2 separate regions of the Mus musculus genome follow, and region 2 is linked to region 1. The links are chromatin loops, found by intact Hi-C in ENCODE. Cell type or tissue: gastrocnemius. All regions are shown on one strand.

Region 1 (8,000 bases):
CTGAGACACCGAGAGGACCACAGACGCATCTGAGGACATTAGCAAGATTGGGCACTTTTTGGAGCAAAAGATGCTGGGTCCAGAAACCCCTGTTCACTCTCTGGTACCAGGCTGCTCCATGGGTCCTATTAGTATAACCAGGCTGTAGGTTCAAGCCAAGCAGACTCTCGAACAGGTCTGCAATTTGACAATACGTTAGAGTTGTAAAGATGCATACCCTGAGCCTAGAGGTGTGATGTTGGACAGTCTATGCAGGAAGGTGAGGCACAGGGATAGAATTCCTGAAAGCTGTGTACAGGTAGAGTGTGGGCTGACTTTGTCATAGCAGGCCCTTGAGAGCGGCCCTTAGGTGCTGCTAATACCTTTTCTCAATATGTCCTTGAGAAAGTAGAAGCACTGATTTATTTTATTTTATTTTTTGTTGATTTTTATTTACTTTCCATCTCGGTTGCAGCTTCCCCTCCCTCCTTTCCTTCCAGTCCCTCCCTCTCAGCTCATCCCCAACCCACACCCATCCACCCCTCCTCCCCTTTCTCCTCAGAAAACAGGAGGCCTCCCGTGGATATCAACCGGTCTTAGCACACCAAGCTGCAGGCTTATCTTCTTCTTGATCTTAGCCATTCTGAAGGAGCTGGAATTTCAGAGTTGTTTTGATTTGCATTTCCCTGATGACTAAGGATGTTGAAAATTTCTCTCTCTCTCTCTCTCTCTCTCTCTCTCTCTCTCTCTCTCTCTCTCTCTCTCTCCTTCCTTCCCTTCCTTCCTTCCTTCCTTCCTTCCTTCCTTCCTTCCTTTCTTTCTTTCTTTCTTTCTTTCTTTCTTTCTTTCTTTCTTTCTTTCTTTCTTTCTTTCTTTCTCTTTTTTCAAGACAGGGTTTCTCTGTGTAGCCCTGGCTGTCCTGGAACTCACTCTGTAGACCAGGCTGGCCTTGAACTCAGAAATCTGCCTGCCTCTGCCTCCCAAGTGCTGGGATTAAAGGCATGGGTCACCACTGCCTGGCTAAACATTTCTTTAAGTGCTTCTTGGCCATTAGAGATTCCTCTGTCTAGATTTATGTATAGATCTGTACCCCACTTTTTAATTGGGTTATTTTGTTTGTTGACATCTCACTTTTTGAGTTTTTGTATATATTTTGGATGTCAGCCTTCTGTTGGATGTGGGGTTGGTGAAGATCTATGCCCATTTTGTAGCCTGTCATTTTGTCCTTTTGACAGTGTCCTTTGCCTTACAGAACTTTTCCATTTCATGAGGTCCCATTTTTATTTTTTAAAGGATTTTACTTGCCGGGCAGTGGTGGCACACACCTTTGATTCCAGTACTTGGAAGGCAGAGGCAGGCGAATTTCTGAGTTTGAGGCCAGCCTGGTCTACAGAGTGAGTTCCAGGACAGCCAGGGCTATACAGAGAAACTATGTCTCAAAAAACAAAACAAAAAAACAAAAAGAGAAAAAAAATTTTACTTATTTATTTATTTGATATATATGATGAGTACACTGTAGCTGACTTCAGACACACCAGAAGAGGGTATCAGATCCCATTACAGATGGTTGTGAGCCACAATGTGGTCGCTGGGAATTGAACTCAGGACCTCTGGAAGAACGGTCAGTGCTCTTAACCTCTGAGCCATCTCTCCAGGCCAAGGTACCACTTATTAATTGTTGATCTTAGTGCCTGGAATGTTGGTGTTCTATTCAGGAAGTTGTCTCCTGTGTCAATACACTTAAGGTTATTTCCCACTTTCTCTTCTATCAGAATTAGTGTATCCGGTTTTATGTTGAGGTCTTTGATCCACTTGGACTTGAGTGTTGCGCAGGGTGATAGATGTGGATCTATTTGTAACTGTCTACTTGCAGACATCCTGTTAGACCAGCAGTGTTTGTTGAAGACGCTTCCCCCCCCCCCCTTGTATGGTTTTGGCTTGGCAAAAATCAAGTGTCCACCGGTGTGTGGATTCACTGCATGTTCAATTCCATTGATCAACCTGTCAGTTCCTTTACTAATACTGTGTAGTTTTTATTACTATTGCTCTGTAGTACACCTTCAGATCAGGGATGGTGATAACTCCAAAAGTTATGTTATTGTACAGGATTGTTTTAGCTATCCTGTTTTTTTTTTTATTTTTCCATATGAAGTGAAGTTGAGTATTGTTCTTTCAAGAACTGTAAAGAATTATGGGTTTTTTTTTGTATTTTTTTTTTTTTTTTGAGACAAGGTTTCACCATGTAATAGCCTTGCTGTCCTGGAACTCACTTTGAGGAAAAGGTCCTCGAACTCACAGAGATCTGCCCATCTCTGCCTCCCAAGTATTGGGATTGAAAGTGTTTGCCACCATGCCCAGCTGGTTTTGTTTGTTTTTTGTTTTTGTTTTGTTTGTTTTTGTTTTTGTTTTTCAAGACAGGGTTTTTCTGTGTAGCCCTGGCTGTCCTGGAACTCACTTTGTAGACCAGGCTGGCCTCAAACTCAGAAATCCACCTGCCTCTGCCTCCCAAGTGCTGGAATCAAAGGTGTGCGCCACCACTGCCCGGCTTTGTTTTTTAATTTAACTTTTTGTTGATTCTTTGTGAATTTCACATCACCCACCCCAATCCCACTCATCTCCCCACTACCTTTTGCCCTTGAAACCTCCAGCCCAAAGTGGGTAAATCTTGTTGTCAAAGCTGTAATGTGTGACTGTGTCCCACAGTATACTCTTTTGTTTATACTTTTTTACTTGGAGATGTTCACTGAAATGAGTCATTGGTCCCGTTGGAGGCTTCTGGCTCCTGCTATGCTATAAATACTGAATCCCCTGAGAGGGACTCCTCTTGGAAATTCTGTTGTGGCTCTGTGTCTTGGAGACCCTGCATCTTTATCTGTAGGACCAGCCCCTTCACACGCTCCGGCAGTTCATGGATGGGGGAGATGCTGGCATGGGCCAACTCAAAGCCCTAGATCTGGGCTTGGGTGGTAGCTGAGCTGGTCCACCCTCCATCTCTCCTGTACCCACAGCACAAGGCGAGTTCTCCAGCACTGCCCGGGCTAGCTCACCTAATGCCACAGCCAGCAAGGACAGTCAGCTCTCCTGGTCTCATGCTCTCCAGCAGAGCCAGCTCTCTTGCGGTGTGCAGGCAAGGGGCAGGGCCTGTTCTCCCAAATGCTGCAGTAGATGAGGCACAAGGCTAGTTCTCTAGCTCCCATGACCTTGGGGCCAACTCTCCCGCCTGCCATAGGTGGGAAGGGTCAAAGGGTGGCATCTTCCCCTTGCCCATGCCACCACATGTCAGACAAGTGGCAGGGCTCCCATGCTCACACCCTCTGGGCTTGCTCACCTGCGACCCACCCCCACTCCAGGGTCAGCTGTACTGCAGTGCTCAGGAGAGGTGCAGGGGTCTGATCTCTGGAGTGTTGTAGCTAGTGAGGGCAGAGCCAGCTCTCCCTCTCTCATGAGTCCAGAGCCATTTCTCCTGCCTGCTGTAACTTTCAAAGGATGAGGTAGAGGTGGGGGACACCTTACCCTCACCCACTAAGTACTTTTTTTTTTTTAAAATAATAGACACTGTAATAAAGCAAACAAATATTGAATACTTGATGCAGCTGGAGTTGGTGTCCTCTGGTGGCCCTGGAAAGTCCACTCCTGAGTCTACGGACCCAGAAGTGTGGCCAGCTACTGGTGTGTTGTCTTCATTGGTGTGGTTTACCTCAAGGCTGGTGGCATCTGTCCCTAGGACAGGGCGTTGGAAACTTTGAGGAAATTTCTGTTGCTTCTATGAAAACCCTGCCTTCCCTTGCAAGGCTATGGTCAGAGGCCACACTCCTGTGTGTCCGTTCACCCTCCAGGCTCTGGATGGGAGTGGGGTTGGACAGTACACAGTTCTGCTGGGAAGGACATTATTAAGAGGTCCAGTGAGCAAGTGCTGGCTCTGTCCCCACAAGACGTCTGCTCCTCTGGGACCCAGAGGATAGGCCCAGCCTGGAGCCAGAGCTACCTGCCCAGGGGTCACAGGAGCTTCTCAGGAGGAGTCATCCATGAGCCAGGCCCTGTAGGTCTGCTCTCAGGAGCCATTATTGGCCTGCCTGTGTTCTTGCCATTCTAACTGGGCAAGCTTTTAGCTTCCTCAACCTGACACAGCAGACATAGGACACAGGTCTGAGGAGACAGATGGCACACAGCTAGGAACCTGGTGTTCTCATACCCCGGCCACCATGCTGGGGGGCGGGACATGGTTGCTGAGGAGTCTTGGAAACTCACGGCCACTGGCCAGAGGAACCACACCTAGTTTGGGCTTTGAGATGGAGACATACAGTCCAGAGACACCATGGGCAAAGGAGTAAGGATAATGGGCTTGGAGGACCCTGGAAACACTGCAGCACCTTCTGAGGCAGGCAGAGGGAGCTCGGCCTCCAACAAGGTCTCTCTGTTACTGAAACCTGCTTTATGCCATAGACATTAACTCAACTCTCCTGCTGTGCATGATGGGAAACCGAAGGTTACTTTTCCATTTCATTTTTATTTTAGGTACGTGAGTATTTTGACTACAGGCATACCACACGTAATGCAATGCCCGCAGGGGCCAGAAGAGGGTGGCAGAGTTCAATGGTTATGAGCTACCATGAGGATATTTGGGAACTGAACCAGAGTCCTCTAAAGAAATGGCAAGTACTTTTAGCTATGGCACCATCTTCCCAGCCTAAAACAGAGATTTAGGAAGAACTGTCTCCTACACGCATCAGAAAGTCCGCACCAGGACTCCACGGCTAAGGCTCTGCCTGGAACACCTCAGTGGTTCTGAGAGCACACACATTATTCCCTGTCCCACCTCAGAGTCCAGGAAGGGCACCAGATATGCTATGTCCCCACACTTCCCTCTCTTCTGCAGGTAGCGGCCATGGCAACGTCCCAAGGTTGGGGACATTGGGCATACTCTTTATTGGTGTTTCCAAGGGCTAGGGTTGTGGGAGTCATGATGGTTCAAGAGACAGCAGAGGAAAGGCATCTTCCAGCATTACAAAAAAAAAAAAGTTCGTGGGGAGGCTCCTGTGTCCGGGTGGATGGTGCAATGTGCATGTCTCAGCCAAACACGCTCTTGGCTGGTCCCTCTTTGGGCTTCTCAAAGACTGTCTCGGTGCCTGTGCGGTTGCGGCTGAATACAGATGGGGCAGCTGAGCCGGCTTGCTCTGGAGGCAAGAGATGGAGGAGGTGACATCAGGGACCTAAACTGGTCTTCTCAGAGGCAGGGCTCCCTATGCTGTGTGCAGCCCCTCCTATGCCCAGAGACCCTCAACACCTCTTAGCTACCACCGGGGGATGCTTGTGTCTCCAATTCTACCACATGCCCGGGGGACACTCACCGTAGTCCCGCATGACCTGGTATGTCTTAGACTTGATGTCCTGGTTCTTGGCCAGGGTCCCTCGGGCCCCCTTCAGGTCTTCTTCCTTCACAGGGGGCCGCTTCTTCTTGATGGGGCCTTCAGGAGTGCCAGCCTTGGAAAAGTCGAGAGCCTTACAATTCAATGCCTTGAGATGAAGACCCCCCAACTTTGGCGGGGGCTCCTCCTTCCCAGGCTTCCGAATTAAGCCGATTCAAAGCTCACTCCTCTCCCAACTGCAAGTTCCCCGCCACCTCCCTGCCTTCTTAGCCTGACTTGGACATCTGACCTTTCCCCACAGACAGGGAGGGAACTCCTGGGGGTGGTGACCACTGCATCCTCACACTGGCCTGTTTGTCAGGCCGAGTTCAGGACTGGACACAAGGGCGGAGAGCAAAAAGATGAACTCTAAGACTGAGGAGCCCTTGGTAATCTCAGGAATTCTAAGATCTGTTCACAGAGGTGGTGAAGTCCGTAAGACTGCCCCTCCCCCCTTTCCCTAAAACAAAACCACTGATGTTTACTGTGTTTGGGGAGGGATCGGGGTAGACAGCCATGGAGAAAGGAGCAAGGATGACCTTGTTGTTCTTGCCCAGTAGAGCCGGGAAAGCCAGATTTAGTGCTCACCCTTCTCTACCACCCGGGCGGGCGCCTGTGAGGCTGACACCTGATTCCTTCTTAAGCCCTGCAGGCAGGTGCAAGGATTCCCTCACTCAGCCTGGGCTGAGCTCCCAGGGAAACGCAGGCCTGCAGACACACCCTCACAGGGAGACAGACAGATCTATAGGTACAGTCTCCGCCCCTCATCCTTCCTCCAGATTACAAATGTGTACACATCAGGACACACTAAGCCAGCAAGGCTAGCTCCCTCATCTCCATACAAAGGCGCACAGTTCTATATAGGCACTCCCCACCTCCAACCCCTCACACGCCTGAAGTGTCAAGGCCTTTCACCAGAGCCTGGTGAGACCCAGGGTGTCCAGAGGCCAGCCTGGAAGGGCCACGGTGCTTCTGTTTAGCTTTGGCTTTTACTTCAGAGCAGGCACTACTACTTAGTGTCCAGCCTTGCCCTCGCAACTTCCTTGGCACCAACTAGTCCCTTCTGGGCCTCCTTACCTCGGACATGTTGGATGCCAAGCAAGCTCGCTGTTGGTAGCTCTCTGGCAGGCAGTAGCCACAGGAAAGGATCTGCGTGAGGCCCAACCCTTGGGAACTTATATAGTCTGCTTGTGCGTCCTGGGTAGTCACTCCCCTCCTTTGGAAGCTCTCAGATGATTCAGATCCACGCAGCGACTAGCTGGAGTTTATTCTTGGCGATGATGGGCAGCTGCCCTGGTGAGAGGAGATGGCCGCGGGGACCCCGCATCTCTGGGGACAGCTGCTTACTCGACGGTGGGAGGTGTTGGCACTGTTGTTCACAGACTGTGTTTATGAATGTGAACCCTGGAATGTGTGAGACAGCCTGCCCAGGCTGACTGCAAGAACCCATCCCAGTGGCAGGGGTGGGAGGGGAAGTCTCTGAGGAGAGGGAGGGCCCTGAACAAGGGTGGATGCTCTGAGTTTGTTTAGCTTTCTCTTCTACTCCTGGATTCCACTGGAAATAGATTTTCCATCCCAGCACATTAGCAGGGGAGAAACTTCCTTTCTGTTGCTTGGAAACACTTCCTCATGGTGAGCACAGCCAACTCAGAGTGAGTAGCCAGGAAGGCCGAGACCCTGTGGAGCTGCCATATCACAGTCTTGTTGGTGTCCTGGTCCTCTAGCCAGCCCTGGGACAAGTTTAATAAAGAGACAAAGCAAGGTACAGTATAGGCCCGGAGGAGACCATGCTTGCTAGTAAAGGCCTATAGAGGGCTTCTGTCTAAGATGGACACTTGGAAGCTGGCTGGCAGGACTTTAGAGGGCTGGGGTGAATGCCACTTCAGCTATTAAGCTGTAGTAAAGAGTAGAGCTCCCTTGGAAAATCATTTAGCACCCACCACTAACTTCATCTTTGCATGGAAAGATCACTGGTGGCAATGCAGGGACCCTAAGCCTGAGGTGGGCTGTGGTAGATGTGGGTTGGAGGTTTGTCTTAGACTTCTCTCCACTCCCTCCCGTCTACAATGGACATTGTGTTTATCCCTGAAGGCACCAGGCAGATGAAATTCAACCAGGCACTAACAGTCATCCTAAATGTCATTCCATAGCTGTTGTGCCTCGAACTCTATCCCATTCTTGGTTCTGGGCCTGGCTCCCAGTAGGTCAGTGTGTGCACCATCAGGTCTATACGCAGGGACCTGAGCAATACCCATGATTCCAAGGGGAGGCCAGGCCATGCCTTGTGAGGAGTACCCACAGCTGGCTGACTAGGACAAGGATAAGGGATGCCCAGCTCTCACGACCCAGGAGGAAAAGCGGGTTAGGCTCATCAGGATGATGGCTAGACCACGCTAGGCTCCTTTCATCGCAGACTCTGAGCCCACTGCAGCCAAGCCATCAGGTTTATTAACCCGTTGAGTTGGTTGTGAGTTACAGGGCACAGGGCACACAACCAACGACCACAAAAGTGCTGGGTTTTTTCCTCCTTTTTCTTCTTTTATATAATAAGATGTGAAAATTTACTGTAAACCAGTTTACAATGGAAGTACACCATCTTCTCTTTCATCTAAAAAA
Region 2 (8,000 bases), 180 kb after region 1:
TAAATGACAGAATAGAGACTTAAAAGCCACCCACCTGTGATCCACCCACCCACTGAGCCCTGGGCAGTCTCCATTGCGACCTCAAGAGCTACAGCAAACAGAAAGCCTGTCCATCCCCCTCCCGTACCCCACCCCACCCTCCACCCCCGCATGCCTCTCTGGTCACATTCTCCCAGGTAAGTCCTTCTGTGATCACCATAAAGTGAGCTCAAGACCTCCCAATAGGCTATGTCAGTCTTCAGTTGTTTGTCCTTTATTTTCCTGGAGGCCTTCCTTGGTGGCTACTAGACAGGAAGTCCAGGGAATTCTGTGAATGGGCAGGAGGACGCTGGGAGAATTAATACAATTGCAAAAGATTGAACGATGTGGCCTTGGCGGTGGTGGCGCATGCCTTTAATCCCAGCACTTGGGAGGCAGAGGCAGGCGGATTTCTGAGTTCGAGGCCAGCCTGGTCTACAAAGTGAATTCCAGGACAGCCAGGGCTATACAGAGAAACCCTGTCTTGAAAAACAAAAGCAAAAAAAAAAAAAAAAAAAAAAAAAAATTGAACGATATGCTACTGTTTGTCAGGAGCACTTTTTAATATTTTACATATTTATTTTGAGACAGGGTCTCAAATGTACCTCTGGCTACTTTAGAACTTGCTATGTAGACCAAATTGACCTCAAATTCACAGAGATCTACCGGCCTCTGCCGCCCAAGTACTGGTATTAAAGGTATAGACCACCACACCTGGCTAGAAGTATATTTTTAAAAACTTCTAAGTGGGCCAGGTATTGTATATATGCCTTCAATACCAACACTGGGGAAACAAAGGCAGAACTCTTGAGTTCTAGGCCAGCCAAGGTTACATAGTGAGGGCCTGCCTCAGAATTACAAAACCAAACCAAACCAAACCAAACAAACAATAATAACAAAACCTTGTAATTAATAGAAAAAGTCACATTAAAAGGCATCATTTTGAGAAAATGTCACATCACCATGAGAGGTGCAAGAAGTCCCACACAGGTTCTTTAGAGTATGATGTGGTAAGTGCCACACAGCTCAGCAATTCTACCCCCGCCCCAGTACCTCAGTAGACAGTGTCAGGGAGAGACCTGCATGGGGTGGGGCCGGGGGCAGGAGAGGCTGGAGGGGCGGGAAGGAGCAATGTCCACAGCCAGTCTGTAACAGCACTCCATTGGAAAGAGCATAGATGTCCAGAAACAGGGACCAGACTAACTGTGCCCATTGTCCAGATGCGGAAGTGATATGTCAATTATAAGGAGTGAAGAGGAGGGGAAAGGAAATGGATTGTTTAGGGGAGCTGTGTCTACGGAGAAAGAGCATACTCCATGAGGCATGCAAGAGTTCCGTAGACTTCTGGAAACACTCTAGCTCTGAGATATGAGGTTGGAAGCCAGTCCCCCTCACCTCTCCACCCACCTAACCATGCTCAGCAGGAAGAAAGGAGAAAATAAGTTCTGAACATCGAAGCTTAAAGGGATCTTTTCATTTTTAGATAGTGTCTCGATCTAGTCCAGCTAGCTTAGAACTCATTACGTGGATCAGGCTACCCCTGAATTTGCAACAATCTTCTTGCTGAAGCTTCCTGAGTCCTGGGATTGCTGGCAAGAATCGTCATGCTTGACAGACTGTGTTTGTTTTTTATTTCTTTCTTTCATTCATTTGTGTGTGCAGAGGTCAGAGGACAACTACAGGAGCTATTTCTTTCCTCTCCCACGAGGATCCTATGATCAACTCAGGCTGCCCTCGAAGCTCAGTGGCAAGTGTGGTTATTGCTAATTATCTTGCTGGCCAGAGGTTTAATGGTTTTGTTGTTGTTGTTGTCTCTCCCCCAAACCCCCCACATCACCCCCTGCCCCAGATAGAGTTTCTCTGTGTAGCTCTGGCTATCCTGGAACTCCCTCTGTAGACCAGGCTGGCCTCTGCCTCCCAAGTGCTGGGATTAAAGGCTACCACCTGAGGTTTAAGGAATTAATTTTGAATAGCAAAATGAACGGACAGAGATAGAAAGTCAGGGGTCTCATGATGTCACTGGCTTTGCTGCCCTGGAGGGGGGGGGTCTTCTGCAGAGGGGGCATGACCTCAGGAAGATAAATTAAACTTCTTTCACCTAATATTTAATAAACCGTTTATATGCCCTTTTGTATTTCTTAATTCCTTTCATTACTGTGTATCTGTTGGTGGGGGAGGGTGGAGAGGGCTCATGCTGCCCTGTGCTTGTAGAGGAAAAGGGACAAACCTATACAGTTCAGTTCTCTCCTTCCACCTTTAGGAGCATTCTGGTAGTCGGGCTTTTTCCACAAGTGCTTTCTGGCTGAGCCCTAAATCTTGCCAGTCCTAAATGAGTTATACGTTTTAGACACACAAACCACCAAAACTCATTCTTTGAAATACAATAACTTGCTTTATAGTATTAGTATCCTGCTCTCTTTATAGGGGGCAGGGAGAACCAAACTGCTTACCTTTCTGAGTTCTGAGCCTGTGGAGACAAAGGAGTACTTTGATTTAATTTCATTGCATTGTTTTCTGTTTGTTTTTTTGTTTTCTCTTCAGACAGAGCCTTGCTATGAAGCCCAGACTTGCCCTTGAAGTCCTTTGTAGCCTGGGATGGCCTTGAACTTGAGGTTTTTCTACCTTTGGAATACTGAATTTACAAGCATTGGTCATCACCAATCTACCGAGCTTTGGGGTTTGGGTTGTGATGGTGTTGTGCTACCCAGGCAAGCCTCGTACTCTGCTCAGGCAATCCTCCTCCCTCTCCAAAAGTGGGAGCACAACTGTGTGCACTGACTGGGACACAGATGTGTGCACTGGCTGGGACACAGATGTGTGCACTGGCTGGAACACAGGTGTGTGCACTGGCTGGGACACAGATGTTACACTGGCTGGGAACACAGATGTGTGCACTGGCTGGCTTGTGTTACTTTTTTCCTTTTCATTTATTCACTTGTTTGTGGTTTGTTTGGAGACATGGTCTTTCTATGTAACCCGGCTGTTCCTCACTGTAAACCAGGCTGCTTTTAACTTCACAGAGACCCATCTTGCCTCTGCCTCCTGAGTACTAGGATTAAAATTTGGCTTGCATTATATTCTATTTGTTTGTTTTGAGACAGGGTCTCACTATGTAGCCTTGCCTGGCCTAGAACTCCCGATATAGAACAGGTTGGCCTCTAATCCATAGAGCCTCCTGCCTCTGCCTTTCAAATGCTGGCACTGGAAGCATGTATCACCATACCCAGCCCTTGTTTTTTTTTTTTTTTTTTTTTTACTTATTCACGCTATATTCCGCTCAGTGACCCCCCCTCTTGGTCACCCCCTTCCACAATCCTTCCCCTAATCTCCTCTCCCCTTCTCTTTTGAGTGGGTGCCCCCCCGCCCTGGTATCCCTCCTATCCTGGCATTTCAAGTCTCTTCCTCTCCCACTGAGGCCAGACAAGGCAGCCCAGCTAGAAGAACATAGCCAGCCTACAGGCAACAGCTTTTGGGATAGCCCCCATTTCAGCTGTTAGGACAAATAGTGAGGTTGAACTGACGTTTCTGGTGTCATTAAAAACTCAGCGACTGGGATGAAGAAATAGCTCAGGAGTTAAGATCAATGGCTCCACAGAACATGGTGGCATCTGCCTTCTAAGATAGTCAGAGATATATATTAGAGAGACCCAGTCTCATTTTAAAAAATTTTTAAAAAGGACAGCTGCTCTTTCAAAGAACCAGGTTCAAGTCTCAGGACCCACAGAGTAGCTCACGACCACCTGCAATCCCAGGAGGAGGCAATGCCCTCTTCTTACCTCCTCAGACACCAGACATGCATGTGGTACACAGGCACATATACAGGCGAAACACCCAAATAAAATTTAAGTTAAGAAATTAAGGAACAGGTGCACACCTTTAATTCCAGCACTTGGGAGGTAGAGGCAGGCGGATTTCTTCGAGGCCAGGCCAGCCTGGTCTACAGAGTGAGTTCCAGGACAGCCAGGGCTACACAGAGAAACCCTGTCTCAAAAAAACAAAAACAAAAACAAAAAATGAGAAAAAACAAACAAGCAAACAAACAAAAAAAGAAACTAAGGAACTTCTTTCTCTGGAAGACACTATATGGCAGACTACCCTAGCACAGGCAGATGTCTTGTGGGGGTCAGGCTAGAGAGACCAAGGAAGCTGGTGGAGCCTTGGCAGTGTGGCTCTGGTCACAGCGACTATACAGGGGAAGGCAGAATGCAAGGCCCCCATACCAGCCTGGGCTTAGTTCTCATTAACTATGCTGTTCACTGTTCATGGGCACTGTGGGGCCTCCTTCTTAGTAGCCTGAGACTCTGTGACCCAACCTAGGACCACTTAGGGCCTCTAACTGGTAGTCACCTCTAGAAACAGTGTCCTCGGGACTCAAGGGTGCTCACAGACCAGGATCCCTGGGTCACATTTCTTGGGACTCTGCTCTTGTGGCATGAGCTTGGGTACCAGGCACTAGAGCGAGCAGAGGGATCTTGGGATCCTTGAGAGGCGAGGCCCAGCAATGCAGCCGCTAGGGGGCAGGACTCTCCCATGTGTTCCCTCTGAAAGCTGGCAGCAGAGGAGCAACCACAGGGAGACTGCCCTCGGGGTCCAGCAGAGGTTATAATGTTAGCCAGAAGTCCATGTGGACCCTGAGCCTCAAAAAAACAAGCAAACCAAAACAAAAACCTTCTCTGAGGCCACGGTGAGGTGGCGGGGGGTGGGGGGTGCGGTTAAGGTACAAGCCTGACAGGAAGGATACCCACGTAAGCTGGAGAACCCGACCTGGACTTGACACAAGCGTGCTTTGCCTATGGGCTCTCCATCTCGAAAGCAGAAACACAAGTGGGGATGGGAGGTGGGCTGGGGAGCACGGTGCAGGTCTCAGTTCTCTAGGAAGAGACCCTGGGCCTCTGAGACTTGGACCCCAGGAGCAAATGTGAACCAAGTAGAACAGTCAGGCTTTCCTTGCCTTTACCAAGCTGCTTGCTAGGCTGGGGTTGAGGGTCAGGAAAGCATCCAGGAAGCTCCCGGACCCTCTGTGCCTCTCTCAACCGTCCTGTCTCTCAGCTTCAGCCCCGGAGAACAGAGAAGAAGAGCCTCCGTTCTGGTCACGTGAAGAAGACTCCTTAGAAAGGCGAGTGTGGGCCTGGCCTGCCCTGGGGCCTCTGGGGTAGGCTGTAGATGTTCAGTGCAGCCTAGGTCCTCTAGACAGCAGAGGATTCACTGTCCCTGGCTCTGATGCACAGGAAGCCACGGGAGTCCCTGTACAACACTAACGGCCCCAAGGGGTCTCTGTCCCTGTAGGGAACGGCCTGTCCCAGGAAGCTTAATGTCTCCAAGCTCTGACAAGGCATCAGAGCTCCAGCTCTGTACCTGTCTCGTGTGTACACTTCCCTATTCCAATTAGCACTAATTGGACAAGCAGAAAAGACCACAGACCACGCAGCAAAAGCAACAGGGTCTGCTGGATCTCATGCAGCCAGTGTCGTTTATTTTAGGGGCCACATGAAATAGGCTTTGGGGGATGGGCCCTCAGGTGTCTGTGTCTCTGAAGGAGATGAAATAATGGGGTCACATCTGCCAAGGACCCCTGTGAGCCTCCTAGAAGATGGGAGTCATTGCAGGACAGTGGATGCAGATGAGGACCAAACAGCCCTTTTCTCAGCCTGACATTTACGGCTTTTTGAACTCAGCCTACCAGATTCCTCTCCCCAAATCTGGACAGTCTCATTTCTTTTGTTCCCACTCCTTACTACCCAAGTCAACCATTCATACCTCCATGTTTTAGGTGTCCTTGGGAGTCCCTTCTTGAGTACCCCCTAGGGACCACGGAGATGGACATGCCAGACTTGGCTGGCTGGGAGCCCTCAGAGGCTTGCTGAGTGGCTAGGCCCTTGTTCTAAGGGCCCAAGAGCACAGATTGGTCAGAAGAGAACAGAGATATAAGGAGTGAGGCTGGGGAACAGAGAAGGCTTAACTACTTCCCCACTTGAGCAGCCCTCTCCTCCTCTGCCTACTGCTATCTAGGCCAAGGCAATCAATCCCCAGCTGGCCCTTTCGTGCTTGGTGGAAAGGAAGGGGCCAGGTAATCAGGCTACGTGCTTGGAAATGGAGGCCTCAGCTGCTGGCACTCCAGGTGAGGCTGTAGGTTCTCTGATCCTTCAGACTAGGCTCGGGTGATGAGCCAAGTGGTGCCCATATACCAGGCAACAGGTGGAAGCTGAACACTAGAATCAAAAGGCTCCAAATGTGAGCTCTCTGGGGCGGGGCTAGCCCTCAGGAGAAGGGTACAGCCTGAGACATCTAGTCGTTAAGGATGGCAAGTATTCCCTGAATAAAGGGTTGCCTTTGGAACGCGGTATACCTGGGCAATCTGGGCCCTTCGTCTCAGAGCGAAGGGCAGAGGCAGCCTGGCTTATTTGTTCTACACCGACAGCTCAGACACCCTGAGCTGTGGTAGTGGGAAGAATGCTTTCTATTCTTCGCAACAATCTCTAACAAGGAGATAGAGGCTTGGCTCTGCACACCCCACCCCCCTTAGAGACCAACCTGGTCCTGGGCAATTTGGTGTTGCCATGACAACCACACACTTCTTAGCCTTACTTAGCCGACTGAATTCGAGTTACAGATTAAATCCTGGTGAGTTGTCTTCAGACACACGAAAAAAATCTGTGTGTCCCCCCATGTCATCCATGCCTCTGATACATGCCCCCTGTCTCTTGCTGTCTGAGGCAAGGAAGATGCATCTGTATACTCTCTCTCCCTATGCTCCTAGGGTAGACATAAACGCAAAGCTCACTTGCGATATGGCCGCGGAAACACGTGCTTGGCAGTACTGTACACGGTGGCTAAGCTAAGTAGGCCTTGTAACTGAATGATGGTCCTTAGATCTCTCTGTTTAGGATGTGCCCTTAAGGACTTGGTTCACCAAGTCTGGGACTTGCCTATGTGTGAACTAGCACTCTTGTATGACTGGGACCTTGGACCTAGGGCTTCTAGCCTGAACCTTTATATGTTCCCCCAAATTAACTTCAGCCTCCTTTGACTGGGTATAGAGAAGAATCGCCCACGTTGGCAATGGGCTTAGCCCTGCTGGATAGGTAACAAAGAGCAGCCCTGTCTGCAACAAGCGTGGTGCAGGTGACCCTAGAGAGATGCCTCAGCCTGGCAGTCAGGTAGGGATAGTTTATCCTGGCAGTCAGGTAGGGATAGTTTAGCATGTTAACATAAAGCAGCTAGGTGGTGGTTTTAGAAAAGCACAGATCTTCCTGTCAAGCCAAACTGAAGGTCTGGCTTGCTCTCAGTCTGAGATAGAAAATAGGTTTGGAGGGATTCACCACAACTAGTCCCTTAGGATGGACACGAAACCTGCCCCTGACCTCTACCGTGAAGGTCAGAAGCCCCTGCTCTGTGTTGTAGGGATTACATGTGAAACGTCCTATTCATGAGGCTACGGCATCCCTTGGTCAGAGGCAGCCCATGACCATAACTGTATCTCTTAGTTAGCTCTACACTTCTGCTCCATCTTTCTACTCTTCGGAGCCTTAGCTTCCCAGTAATCCCAGCATTCAGAAAACAAAGACAGGGGGTCCCCAGGGAAAACTGGCTGGCTAGAGTAACTGAACTGAGTCTGTGAGCTCCAGGCTCAGTGAGAGACCTCAGTAAAGAGGGCAATGGAGGGAAGATGCCTCAGCTCAACTGGCCTCTGCATATCCATATACACACACCTACACAAACACATCCATATACATGTGAACACACACATGGGCATGTATACATACCATAGGCACAGGTAATAACGCAATACACAATATCAAGAGATAACATCACTTATCATCAAAAAGCACAGCACGTAGACACATTCAGACTCCATGGTGAGCACTACACTGATCTAGCACTCCTACTTGAATGTGGCTGTGTCCAGGCTCTGGTCTTGAAGTACACAGGCCCACTAGCTCTCAACTCCCCATCCCACCACTGAGGGACTGCTCAACTCTGAC

The links. A loop is a pair of places that touch in the nucleus more often than their neighbours do. Peaks named below come from ENCODE experiments on the same cell type or tissue, not always from the same donor. Only the 100,000 strongest peaks of a DNase experiment are listed, where the experiment ranks them.
Region 2: a loop joins it to region 1, with 3 times the contacts of the local background. A loop is called at or near these places in 5 of 42 quality-filtered maps.

What each region holds. Positions count from the first base shown.
Region 1 is chr14:30,878,077-30,886,076 of GRCm38, reverse strand. It overlaps Mustn1 (musculoskeletal, embryonic nuclear protein 1), which reads right to left and starts at 6,820. Exons shown (of 3, transcript NM_181390.3): 1 at 6,462-6,820; 2 at 5,328-5,460; 3 at 4,467-5,153. The coding sequence starts at 6,470. The coding sequence ends at 5,047. In gastrocnemius, CTCF peaks have their summits at 4,331 and 4,535 (motif pointing right); DNase peaks (open chromatin) are centred at 4,137, 4,546 and 6,674; H3K4me3 peaks cover 3,473 bases; H3K27ac peaks cover 5,530 bases.
Region 2 is chr14:30,696,405-30,704,404 of GRCm38, reverse strand. No RefSeq gene overlaps it. Among named protein-coding and RNA genes, the nearest start is that of Sfmbt1, 15 kb to the left of the region's middle. In gastrocnemius, a CTCF peak has its summit at 4,525 (motif pointing right); a DNase peak (open chromatin) is centred at 4,549.